Linked DNA regions of Homo sapiens: all the other regions are linked to region 1. Evidence: chromatin contacts called from ENCODE Hi-C or POLR2A ChIA-PET data. All regions are on one chromosome and are shown on one strand. The core of a region is the stretch at or near the end of the contact, and the rest is flanking DNA. Distances in the headings are between cores, read along the strand shown.

Region 1 (4,085 bases), core at 708-3,207:
TTTCCAGGGCCCAGCACACGCTGAGCACATGGTAGGCCCCCATCTCTGCTGAACTAATGAAACCCCAGGACCCCAAAGTGATGACCACTGCTGTGTACTTCTATCACGTGATATACTGAATATGACCATTATCTTGCATATAAGAATGGCTAATACTTACTGAGTGCTTACAATGTGCTGAGCACTGTTTTAATTATTAGCTTTGCATATGTTAATTCATTTCATCCTCACAAAAACTCTATGAGGCAGGTATATTTACCATTCCCACTTTACAGACGAGGAAACAGAGCTAGATGTTGGGTAGCTTGCTCAAGATCACACGGCTAGGAAGTGGCACAGCCAGGAGGAGATGGTTTACAAAATGTTTGCAAGAGGATGTCTGGTGGGAGCTCACAATCAAGCACCCTTGAAAGCAAGTATTTCTGCTTTACTTTAGCCGGGATACTGAGGCTCAAAGAGGTCTCCCAGTAAACTGGAGGCAGGACCCAGTCTTAACCCAGGGCACTTGCGTTTTTTTTTTTTTTTTTGTAGAGATGAGGTCTCGCTATTTGCCCAAGCTGGTCTCCAACTCCTGGGCTCAAGTGATCCTCCCACCTCAGCCTTCCAAAGTGCTGGGATTACAGGCGATGAGCTACCACTCCTGGCCTAGACATCTGCCTCTCAAAGTGTGAGGACTGTGGGTAGTATAGTAGCTAAGACCACAGCCTAGATTTGAATCCTGGCTCTGTCTGCACTCTGTACCTCGGCATCCTTTTCTATAAGATGTGGGAAAAAATGGTATGTGTCTTAGAAGGTATGAAGCTCAAATGAGAAAATCCATTTTAGGGGTTTGGCTTGGTGCCTGGCTCACAGTAAACCAGAAACACCAAGTATTAGCTACAAACAAGCCTTGTTTCCTCTTGGCTGTCAGGCACTGCTGCTCGCGGTCCTTGCCTCCACCCACGCCGTCCAGCCGGGTCCATACCTGAGAACGGCTGCCGCGGTCCGAGCTTTGCCCCACGCCAGAGTCATCGGCCTCTGCCTGCCCCGGGGCGGCCGCGGCGTCGCTGCTGTCGGCGGACACGGCTTCTGAGGTGCCCACACCCAGGCCGCTCTCAGAGGGCTCCTCGGGCCGGCCAGGCCCAGGGGCCGCGTCGCTGCTGCTCTCCACCTCGTTCTCCTCCATCTGATCGGCGGGCTGCCTGACAGCGGGGCGTAGGGTCTGGGAACTTCACTCTGAGAAGAGAGGTGACCGTGGCTGGAACAAGTGGGCCATCTCCCCAGCCCCGGCAACCACGGCCACCCATTTGCACCCCTGCGCCCATTTTGCAGATGCGAAGATTGAGTCTCCGACGGGGCGGAGCTTCCTGGTGTATTGCGAGGGGAGCTCGGGAAAAACTTGACGGAGAAGCTGTGCTTCCCAGGCTAAGGCCCTTCCCGGGAGGGTGGTCAATGGCTGGTAATCTTGACCCTTTCCCTCGCCCCCACGATTCTCGTGGAGCGTTCCGCTCTGTGAGCCCCATCCGGGCCCAGTGGTTCAGCCCTTCGGCCCCCGCGTCCCCCCGGGTTGCAGGGCCGGTGGTACAGCCCGCTGGCCCCCTGGGTCAGTGGTTCGCTCCCCCCCGGTTCCCCTGCGGAGGCGGCTGACAGCGACGGTCTCGGGGCCTGGCGATTTGGGGCTGTCCCCGGCGCTGCCTGTGCTCCAGGCCCGACGCCATCTTGTGGTGGCGCCGGGTTTCCGCTCAGGCAAGTGCGAGAGCGACTAAAGGGCCTGGGACCCCGGGGCCCTGTTCGGACAGCCCCGCCGGCCTGGGACCTCGCCTCCGGGTATCCCCGCAGTGTGACCTCACTCCACGGCAGGGTACGGTGGGGCCGCCTAACTCTACCCGAAGCTCACCCGAGGCTTTCGTAGCCACGTTCCTCTCTGACTCCGGCATCGACGAGGTCGCCATCCTCTTTCCTCCGCTGCGGAGGAACCCATCGGCCTATTGTAGGCCGGAACTACTTCCCCCGCTGGCCCCGGGAAAGACACATTTTCAGTGTTCCGGAAGGTCGCTCCGAGGCCTCAAAACCATAATCGGGTCTCAACAGACTCTGGGACTTTATACGTCGCCCGGTGTTTGGCACTGAGCCCACTATGGTTTGGGGACTACTTTATCTCGGCGGAGTGTTACGTAGGAAGTGGTTGTGACGTCATTCTGGTCCCTTCCCTAGGCCGCAGGGTTGGGCGCGGCGAATGCGCGCCCCGCTCTCTTGGGGCGTGGCTCCCAGTGGGGGGCGTGGCTCCCGGTGGCTTGGCCGCGCCCCTCCTACAACAGCCCGGAAGAGCGTGTGGCCGCGGGCGACTTTGGCTTGGCCAAAGAGGAATTCATGTTGTCAGTCATTTTACCTGACTCATTACTTATTACTTAGCGCGCTGCTGCAACCCAATCGAGCTCTGCCCGTTAGGTTTGATGTGTTTTGTTGGGAAGGGAATGTATAATTATTGTACAGATAGGGAAACTGAGGTCTGGGTATGGGAAGGGCTGGTCCAAAATCACATCCAATAAAGGGACTCAGGAGCTAAGTACGGATGGCAGGAGTCGGGGAAATGGAAAGAAGTTAATGCTTGTCCCTTAGGTTTGTATACATATTTGTTAACATTAATAGAGCTGAGGCCGGGCGCTGTGAGTCACGCCTGTAATTCCAACACTTTGGGACGCCAAGGCAGGAGAATCGCTTGATCCCAGGAGTTCCAAACCAGCCTGGGCAAAAGAGCGAGACCCCATCTCTACAAAAAAAAGAAAAAAAAGAAAAATTAGCCAGGCATGGTGGCGCGTGCCTATAATCCCAGTTGCTCGGGAGGCTGAGGTGGGAGGATCGCTTGAGTCTGGGAGGTTGAGGCTGCAGCGAACCGTGATCACACCACTGCACTTCAGCCTGGGCGACAGAGCGAGACCCTCTTTCAAAAAATAAATAAATACAAGTCAACTACCTATCCTTTAAAAGTGGAGAAAGAAAAAAAATTTTAATTAAAAGTCAGCTGCCCTTAAGGTATGTCCTTCCTCCGGAAATGTCACCTTCTGTTTTAAGACTTTTAGCAGTTTGCAGTGGAAGAGCACAAGAGGGAGTAAGGCGCTCTGGTTTTTGTCCCTAAGTCTCTGTAGTTCCATAGGCTATTTTCCTTAATTGAAAGATACAAATTTTGGGGGAAAAAAATCTCAAAAAAACTCCTAAGCAGGCTGGGCGCGGTGGCTCACGCCTGTAATCTCAGCACTTTGGGAAGCTGAGTCGGGCGGATCACCTGAGGTTGGGAGTTTGAGACCAGCCTGATCAACATGGAGAAACCCCATCTGTACGAAAAATACAAAAGCAGCTGGGCGTGGTGGCGCATGCCGTAATCCCAGCTATTCAGGAGGCTGAGCCAGGACAATAGCTTGAACCCGGGAGGCAGAGGTTGCGGTGAGCCGAGATCACGCCATTGCCTTCCAGCCTGGGGAACAACAGCGGAAACTCTTGTCTCAAACAAACAAACAAAAAGTCCTAAGGAGAAGACCTATTAATAAGGAGAAAAGGTCCGGGCTCGGTGGGTCACACCTGTAATAACCAGCACTTTGGGAGGCTGAGGCCGGTGGATCACTTGAGGTCAGGAGTTCGAGACCAGCCTGGCCAACATGGTGAAACTGTCTCTACTAAAAATACAAAATTTCACTGGGTGTGGTGGCGCGCGCCTGTAGTCCCAGCTACTCGAGAGGCTGAGGCAGGAGAATCGCTTGAAGCCCAGAGGCGGAGGTTGCCGAGATTGTGCCATTGCGACAAGAGAGAAACTCCGCTTCAAAAAATAAATAAATAAATAAAAATAAAAAGGACAAAGGGTGCTTTGAGCTGTTATTTGTGTGCACTTGTGTATGAGGGGATTCATCTGGTCCTTTTCTTAGGTAAAGTTTTCTTTCCTAGGTTTCCCTTTTGGGTTGAGGGAATGGAACAGGAGGCCTCTGGATAGGTTAGGACCCTCATCCCCTATCCCTTGCAACCAGCAGGACCAGGCCCCAGAGCAGCTCTGAAGAGCTAGGTCAGCACTGGCATGATGACATGTTGGTTTTACTATCTCCAGGCAGTTTTCCCGT
Region 2 (4,085 bases), core at 580-3,079, 580 kb after region 1:
ACTGGTGCAGGGATTGCACCTGACCGGAGATGGACCAATAGAGCTTTCCTCAGGATTTTGCTGCAACGACAAAAAAACTGCCCTTTGTTGCCTTGAGAGCTAAGCTGGTAGGAAGATGCCTCAAGCCTTGGGGACCACCATGTAGTATGAGTCGGCCTGGGATGAAGGCAACACAAGGAAAACAGTGTTAGGAAACAGACAGAGAGTCCCAGTGGCCTTGTTGGAGGACCTGGATCCAGAAATGCCTGAAGCCGAAATCTATGCCGGACCACACACTAGGAGATGTCTGTTTTTCTACAGGCAGTGTAAGATCAATCTGTCACTTGCAACTCAATGAGTCCTGACTAATACAGAAACCTTTGTCACAGGGCTTCTGGGACAATAAAATGAAATAATCCATGTAAAGAAGTTTACACAGGGTCTGGCACAGAAGAGGGATCCTATAAAACTGCACCACTTGTTACTCTGATGATACTTATGTCAACGATGTAAATGTTTCACTCGAGTCTCCTCTGTGCCCAGGCTCTGTGCTGACCCCTGTGGACACAAAGATGAATTAAGTCCTGGTCCCACTAAAGGAGTTCACAGTCTAATTGAGGAGACTTAAATAGACCATTAGAGTTTAAGTTCATTAACAAAGAATTCTGAGCATAGTATGCCTGGGCCTGGACTGGGGTGGGATAGATGGAGAGTGACCCAGTTTTACCTGGGAGTCAGGAAGGCTCCCTGGAAGAGGTGACATTCCAGCTGGGGGTGGAAGGACAAGTGTCAGTTTGTGGGTGAAGAAGGGAGTTGGACATCCCTGACAGAAGGAACAGCGTGTGCAAAGGTCCTGTGCTCTGACCATCGGGAAATAGGGAGTTGGGAGAACCAGAACAGTGGGAAGCTGAGATGCAGTGAGGCCTGTGGGGCTGGAGTGAAGGTCACAACCTTGAAGCCCTAAAGGCTGAATCATATGCAAATGTGCCTTATTGTGGCCCACTCTGTGTGTGTGTGTGTGTGTGTAAGCTGCCCCCATTTGGAAATAAGGAAGTTTCACATTAAAATCTGGGTTTCCAGCTTTTCTTGAGAGATAAGAAGATCTGGGTTAGAGCTCCCACCTTTGCAACAGGTAGCTGGAGCTGAGTATCCACTACCCACCTTTGACAGGGGAGCAGCCCTGCAGACTGCATCCTGCTGATCAATGAACGGGTCCGTCTGCACACCCAGGTGGCCTTCCACAGGTGCAACCCCTTCCCAGCTCCCGAAGGCATTTGAATTTGGGACTAAACACCCCCTTCTACTATATAATTAATATTTGGAACACAGTAGCTTTTGGAATAATAGCTAATAATAAAAACAATTTTAAGGATTGAAAGCCAGTCCTAAGTCATATTGGATGACAATTCCTGCACGGGGTATTGAAAATGGCAAGGAAACTAGCTGCTGTTTAGTGAGTGCTTCCTCTGAGCCAAGCAGGTGCCAAGTACTAAGCATGTGTTTTCTCATTCAATTCTGGCAACAGTCTTGTAGATGTCATTATTACTTCCATTTCACAGATGGGGAACTGAGGCTCACAGAGAACTGAGGATTTGCCTAAGGTCACATAGCCAAGGAATGGCAGAGCTGAAGATTTGGGTTCATATCCATCACCCCCAATGGCTGACTGTTTTCTCACCTGTAGCCCTCAGTGTCCAAAGTCCCCAGACCTACCCGGTCTTGACAAGTTGCTCAGCTGCTCCTGGGTGGCCTGGCATGCTGTCCAAATGGCAGTGGTTTCAGGCGGGCGGTCGCTGGCAGCTGTGGCAGGTGGAGAGGAAGTGGGGGAATCGCTGGGACTTGGGAATCCCTGCCACTTCTGCTTTTCCACTCTTTAATGAAGCTCTCCTGGCTGCCTTGTCCCGCCCTTTTCGGGGCCCACCTCCCAGAGGGTTGGGCAAGCTGCCTCATCCTCTGCCCACAAGCAAGAGCGGGTGGAAGGTGTGGGAAGAGGAAAAGACAGCCTTTTCCAAGCGATGTCTCTAATCTTGGTAGCAGGAAGGTAGAATTAGCCCCATTTTACAGAGAAGGAAACTGAGGCACAGAGAAACCATACAGCTTCCCTTTCCCTCCCACTCCATAGTTGTGTGCCCCAAGGGGAGCCTGATCCCTGCTCTTGGGACTCACAGGTGATAATCAGACCCCTGCCAAGTACTGGGAGCAGTGGCTCTGGTCTCCTTCCCCAGCCCCCTTCCTGTCTTTAGCCTGACTTGTACCTCGCTTCAAATCTCAGCTCTGTCCCTCCCTAGCTATGAGACCTTGGGCAGGTGACCTCATATCTCTCTGCTGGTTTTCTCCCCTTAAAAAAAGTTTAATGAGGCTGGGCACAGTGGCTCACATCTGTAATCCCAGCACTCTGGGAGGCTGAGGGGGGTGGATCACCTGAGGTCAGGAGTTTGAGATCAGCCTGACCAACATGGTGAAACCCTGTCTCTACTAAAAATACAAAAATTATCTGGTTTGTGGTGGTGCATACCTGTAGTTCCAGATACTCGGGAGGCTGAGGCAGGAGAATCACTTGAACCTAGGAGACAAGGTTGCAGTGAGCTGAGATCACGTCACTGCACTCCAGCCTGGGCACAGAGCGAGACTCCGTCTCAAAAAAAAATAGTTAATGAAAATAACAGTTAACATTTATTGAGCACTTACTATGTATCAGGCATTCTTCTAAACAATTTCTCTTCAAATTCACTGAACACTTACTTTGAACATCCCTTTATGGTAAAGATGTTATTTTCATTCTTCAGCTCAGAAAACTGAGACTCAGAGAGCTACGTCGCCAACCACGCCACTCAGCTATTAATGGTACTGCCGTGATTTCTAACCAGCGGGCTGGCTTCAGGGTATACCAGTTAGCCACTGGGCTCTGCTGCTGTGGAGGGGATAATTCACAGACCTCGTGATTACTTCATAGTACAGCTGGTACTGCAAATAGTAGGTACTCAATAATGTAAATTCCCCACGCACACCCTCTGCAGTTAGTGCCCTGCAGGTCTGCTTTCAGGCTGTCCTGAAAGCCAGTTCCTACCTGGAATGCAGACACCTCTCCAGCATCTCTGTACCCCATCACTCCCAGCAGGCCTCCCCTGAGCCCCCCAGGCTCCCCCTCTGTGGGATGGACCAGTAGGGGCACAGCCACTTTCCCTTATAAGGACATGTTGCCTGGGTCACTCTCAGGCCTGAAGGGGAATGTCCTGCGGCCTGGATAGGGGAAGTGACGTTCTTATAGTTACACAGCGATTGAATGGAATACCTGTGGCCAGAACCCTCAGAGGGCCTAACACACTTCCCAGACAGTGCACCCCTGCAGGATGTTAGGCCAGCTACCAGGTCTGCAAAGAACTAAGTACATGAGGCAGACTAGCAGCAGCAAACTTGTGTACCCACAGGGGCCACGCTGCTTAGCTCATGAACAAAGCAGGATGAATGCAAATAGCAGTGAGCTACAAAGTGTAGCCCCCCCCACTCCCTCCTGTCTGGTCAGCTGTTATTCATCTCCAGTTGAGGGTCAAAGCCCCTTGAAAACGAGGCCCACCATGACCAGATTTTCCAGCTTTTCTAAAGACGCCAGTCATTCTCTTTTTAATGTAAATGTCAGCTTTTTTTTTTTTAAATGAAAGACTACCATGCAGACCAATCTTAACAGGTCTATGGGCCAAAGCCAGCATGAGGAGCATCAATTTTCACCTTCCGCAGGAGGCCTTAGTCAGGCCTGCTGTTAGCTGTCTGGCTGCAAGGAGATGTCTAGCTATTCCCCCCAAACTGCAGGGGCCCTGGACTGGAGGCAGCAGACCTGAACTCAAATGCCAGCTTTACCACTTACTGTGCTGTGTGACCTTGGGCAAGACACTGTCCCTCTCTGAAGTTGTGCATCCTCTGCTATAATGAGGGTAATACAGTACCTACTTTAAGGACTGTTTGAGGATTCAATGAGATAATGCATATAGAGTGTTCAGTAAACAATAGGTAAATGCTCATGCCCTGTTTCCTCCTACCTGGGATGACAGTTCTGCCAAGTGAGCCCCTGTCTGCTCACATCTGATTGTTGAGACTTCTGATGCTCACCA
Region 3 (4,085 bases), core at 586-3,085, 540 kb before region 1:
CTTTGGTTTCCTTCTCACCATATCTGAGATCTATTGTTATTTCCATCCCTACCCCCCAAATTGCAGTCTGAAGTTTGCCTCTATACACTTCTGTGGAGCCTAAAGTCATGGGGTTGAGGGAAGAAAGGAATGCTATTGGAGATGTCTCTTGACTATGATGGGCAGCCTGGGCTCTGCTCTCTGGAGATTTTCTTAAATTCCTGGAACCACAGTTGGCTTCCTCTAGTGACGTGTTATTCCATTTTTGAGAAAGTTTCCCTGGAGCTTTGGATCAGCCAACCAATTAGAAATTTGAGCCTTGGGGAATGGCAAACCTTGGTGGGCTTTTTATCTCTGTGGAGACCCCAAGAGCTTGGGTGGGACTTGAATTTTCTGGGGATGCATCTTGACTTTTTGCATGCAGTTCTCTAACACTCCTCCCCAAAACTCATATTAAAATTTAATCCCTAATGTGGCAGTACTGAGAGGTGGGGTCTTTAAGAGGTGATTGGGTCATGAATGGATTAATCCATTCACAGATAAATGGATTAATGGATTATCATAGGAGTGGGACTGGTGACTTTATAAGAGGAAAACACATAGTTTAGCATGCTCAGCCCCCTCACCATGTGATGTCCTGAACTGCCTCAGGACTCTGCAGAGGGTCCCCACAACAAGAAGGCTTTCACCAGGTGCATCCCCTTGACCTTGGGCTTCCCAGCCTACAGAACTGTAAGAAATAAATTTGGTTTTTAATAAATTACCCAGTTTCAGGTATTCTGTTAAGACACAGGACAAGAAGGCTACTCAGTTGCAAGCAAGAGCCATTTCTTATGGAAAAGGAAGTGTGAGTCAGAGTGGAGCCAAGAACCTCTGGCAACAGGTGCACAATTCAATTTCAGAATTGCCGGGGCTCAGTGATTGCTCTGAACTTCCCCTTTTAAAACGGTAGTGAACATAGTGGTTTCCTGTGCCAATCTCGCCATTGCAGGTTGGGTGCATGTGAGGCAGAAAACATGTCTCTTTAGTTCACAGGTTTTCAGATGGAGAGAAACTCTACCCACGGAACAGAACCCAAGACGCCTCTTTGCAGCTGGACTTGATGTAGATAAGCTCCAGAAATTGGAGCTGAGTTTGATGTCAAAATAGGATGAGGTGTTTGTTTGTTTGTTTGTTTGTTTGTTTGGTTTTAAGACAAACTCACTCTGTCACCCAGGCTGGAGTGTAGTGGTGTGATCACGGCTCACTGCAGTTTTGACTTTCCAGGCTCAAGCAATCCTCCCACCTCAGCCTTTTGAGTAGCTGGGACTACTACAGGTTTGTGGCACCGTGATTGGCTAATTTTTTATTTTTTATAGAGATAGGGTCTTGCTATGTTGCCCAGGCTGGTCTCGAACTCCTGGATACAAGTGTTCCTCCCACCTCAGTCTCCCAAAGTGCTGGGATTACAGTCATGAACCACTGCATCTGGCCAAGATTTTTTTTTTTTTTTTTTTTTTTTTTTTTTTTAGTGGGAAGTAGGGCAGTGGGGGTAGGTGGGGACGGGTCTTGGAGGAAGTTATATTTTACATATAGGAAAATTTTAACTAATCTGTCTCAGTTTAAAAACATGTCTGCAATTTTTCTGGCACTTGTCCCATTGAGAATTGGGGTCAATCCCCTTTTTGAATCTGGGCTGACCTTGCCGACTCCATCATGATCAGTAGAATGCAGTGGAAGAGATACTGTGTGATTTCTGAGGCTAGGTCAAAAAAGGCTGTCCTTCCATCTTGCACTCTTGGGATGCTGGCTCTGGGTGATGCTGATGTCCATGTGAAAAGTCTGACTACCCAGAGGCCACTGCTGAAAAGAACACATGCAGTGGACACCGGCCAACAGTTCCAGCTGAGTTTAGCCTTTTAGTTTAGCCTTTCTGCCAAGGCCCTAGACATGTGATTGAAGCCATCCTGGGTCCTCCAGCCCAGCCCAGCCCAGCTGGGTACCACAGAATGACCTCAGACATGGCCACAAGGAGCAAAAGAATTCCCCAACTAAGCCCCGCCTGAATTCCAGACCTACAGAATCCACGTGCATCAGAAAAGAGTTGTTGTTTTGTGCCACTAAGTATGGATCCTGGTAGGCAACTCACTGGAACAACTGGTGAGAATTTTCAGGACTTTTGTATTATTTCCTCTTTCTCCTGCACCTCTTCTGGAACAGAGCAGTTGGGGATAGGACCATGACGAAACACATCAAGATATTCTATATTTTTCTGTTGCTACTGCTTTTTGAAGTTTATGGAATGAGGTTCTACTGTTTCCCATGGTGGTTTACTGCTGCTGATTTTTTTTTTTTTACCTGTTTTTTTTTTTTCTCCTATCCAATTCAATAGAAACCAGAGAATGAACATTCTATTGTGAAACTATCCTGCCATCTGCACTTTACTCAGTGATATGGTTTGGATTTGTGTTGCCACCCAAATCTCATGTCAAATTGTAATCCCCAATATTGGAGGTGGGGCCTGGTGGGAGCTGGTTGGATCATGGGGGTGGATTTCCCCCTTTCTGTTCTCCTGATAGTGAGATCTCATGATACTTGGTTGTTTAAAAGTGTGTGGCACCTCCCCCCTCTCTCTTTCGCCCACTCCTGCCATGTAAGACATGTCTGCTTCCCCTTTGCCTTCCACCATGATTGAAAGTTTCTTGAGGCCTCCCCAGCTATGCTACCTGTACAGCTGGCAGAACCGTGAGCCAATTAAACCTCTTCTTTATAAATTACCCAGTCTCGGGTAGTTGTTTTTTTTTTGAGACGGAGTTTTGCTGTTGTTGCCCAGGCTGGAGTGCAATGGCGCGATCTCAGCTCACCGCAACCTCCGCCTCCCGGGTTCAAGCGATTCTCCTGCCTCACCCTCCCAAGTAGCTGGGATTACAGGCATGCACCACCACCCTGGCTAGTTTTGTATTTTTTTTTTTAGTAGAGACAGGGTTTCTCCATGTTGGTCAGGCTGATCTTGAACTCCCGACCTCAGGTGATCCGCCCGCCCCGGTCTCCCAAAGTGCTGGGATTACAGGCATGAGCCACTGCACCCGGCCATTTTTTGTTTGTTTGTTTTGTTTTTTTGTGTTTTTTTTTGAGACACAGTTTCACTCTTGTTGCTCAGGCTGAAGTGTAATGGCGCGATCTCAGCTCACTGCAACCTCTAACTCCCGGGCTCAAGTGATTCTCTTGCTTCAGCCTCCAGAGTAGCTGGGATTACAGGCATGTGCCACCACACCCAGCTAATTTTGTATTTTTAGTAGATGTGGGGTTTTTCCATGTTGGTCAGGCTGGTCTCGAACACCCGACCTCAGGTGATCTGCCCTCCTCGGCCTCCCAAAGCGCTGAGATTACAGGCGTGAGCCACCACTCCTGGTGTCAGGTAGTTCTTTATAGCAGTGGGAGAATGGACTAATACACCCAGAAGTCTATGTTTTAAATGAAAACTTAATTTTAAATAGTACAAAAATATTTGTAAGGTTTTTTATTTTCTTAATCATAAAAAGAACATAAGAGATTAAATAGGTGATATTAAAGAAAGAAAAAGAACGCCCATGTTCTTACAACACTAATACAATACCTGTGAACATTTTGTTTCTCTTTCCCCTACATAGCATTATTTTTTGTCTGTTGATTGAATTCCCTCCCCTCCCAAAGTTTTTTTTTTTTTTTTTGTATTAAGCCAAACCACAAATAAGTATCATTTATGTTAGATGCCGTGCTAGGTGCTGCTGATACAACTGAGAATATGTCAGATACAGCCCCAGCCCTTTTTGATTTAGAGTCTAGCTGGTGAGGTCATTTACCAAATAATGATGCATAATCATTCCATAAATACAAATGATGGTGTTATGAAGATAAAAAGAGGGTGCTCAGAAAGAACTAAGGGGGTACAATTTATTTTATTTTAGAAATTCTTTTAGATTCAGAAAGTACGTGTGCAGGTTTGTTGCACGGGTGTATTGCATGATGCTGAGGTTTGGGCTTCCAACGATCCCGTCGCCCAAGCAGTGAATATAGTACCCAACAGGTAGTTTTTCAACTTTTGCTCTCCTCCATCCCCCCTTCTGGAATCCTTAGTGTTTATTGCT

What was found. Hi-C counts contacts between places; a loop is a spot of excess contacts on that map. ChIA-PET counts read pairs that join two places held with the same protein, here RNA polymerase II (POLR2A). Pooled maps may share reads with other maps.
Region 2: a pooled map shows a loop between it and region 1 (6-fold over the local background). The contact joins the promoter of OCSTAMP here to the promoter of ZNF335 in region 1. A Hi-C loop is called at or near these places in 1 of 37 single-sample maps with no recorded cell type and 2 of 50 pooled maps.
Region 3: a pooled map shows a loop between it and region 1 (4-fold over the local background). The contact joins the enhancer-like site here to the promoter of ZNF335 in region 1. A Hi-C loop is called at or near these places in 1 of 37 single-sample maps with no recorded cell type and 4 of 50 pooled maps. POLR2A ChIA-PET finds 5 or more read pairs at or near these places in 1 of 52 experiments (activated CD4-positive, alpha-beta T cell).

The regions. Positions count from the first base shown.
Region 1 is chr20:45,970,246-45,974,330 of GRCh38, forward strand. It overlaps ZNF335 (zinc finger protein 335), which reads right to left and starts at 1,958. Exons shown (of 28, transcript NM_022095.4): 1 at 1,877-1,958; 2 at 965-1,215. The coding sequence starts at 1,165. RefSeq lists a silencer at 1,470-1,589 and an enhancer at 2,360-2,579.
Region 2 is chr20:46,548,825-46,552,909 of GRCh38, forward strand. OCSTAMP (osteoclast stimulatory transmembrane protein) reads right to left here and starts at 1,830. Exons shown (of 3, transcript NM_080721.3): 1 at 1,693-1,830. The coding sequence starts at 1,736.
Region 3 is chr20:45,431,601-45,435,685 of GRCh38, forward strand. The region is part of intron 2 of LOC105372631 (a long non-coding RNA gene); the gene reads left to right. Among named protein-coding and RNA genes, the nearest start is that of MIR6812, 8.1 kb to the left of the region's middle. Within about 2 kb of position 1,836, at least 13 of the 41 ENCODE cell types and tissues checked have a DNase peak (open chromatin) inside an H3K27ac peak, as active enhancers do.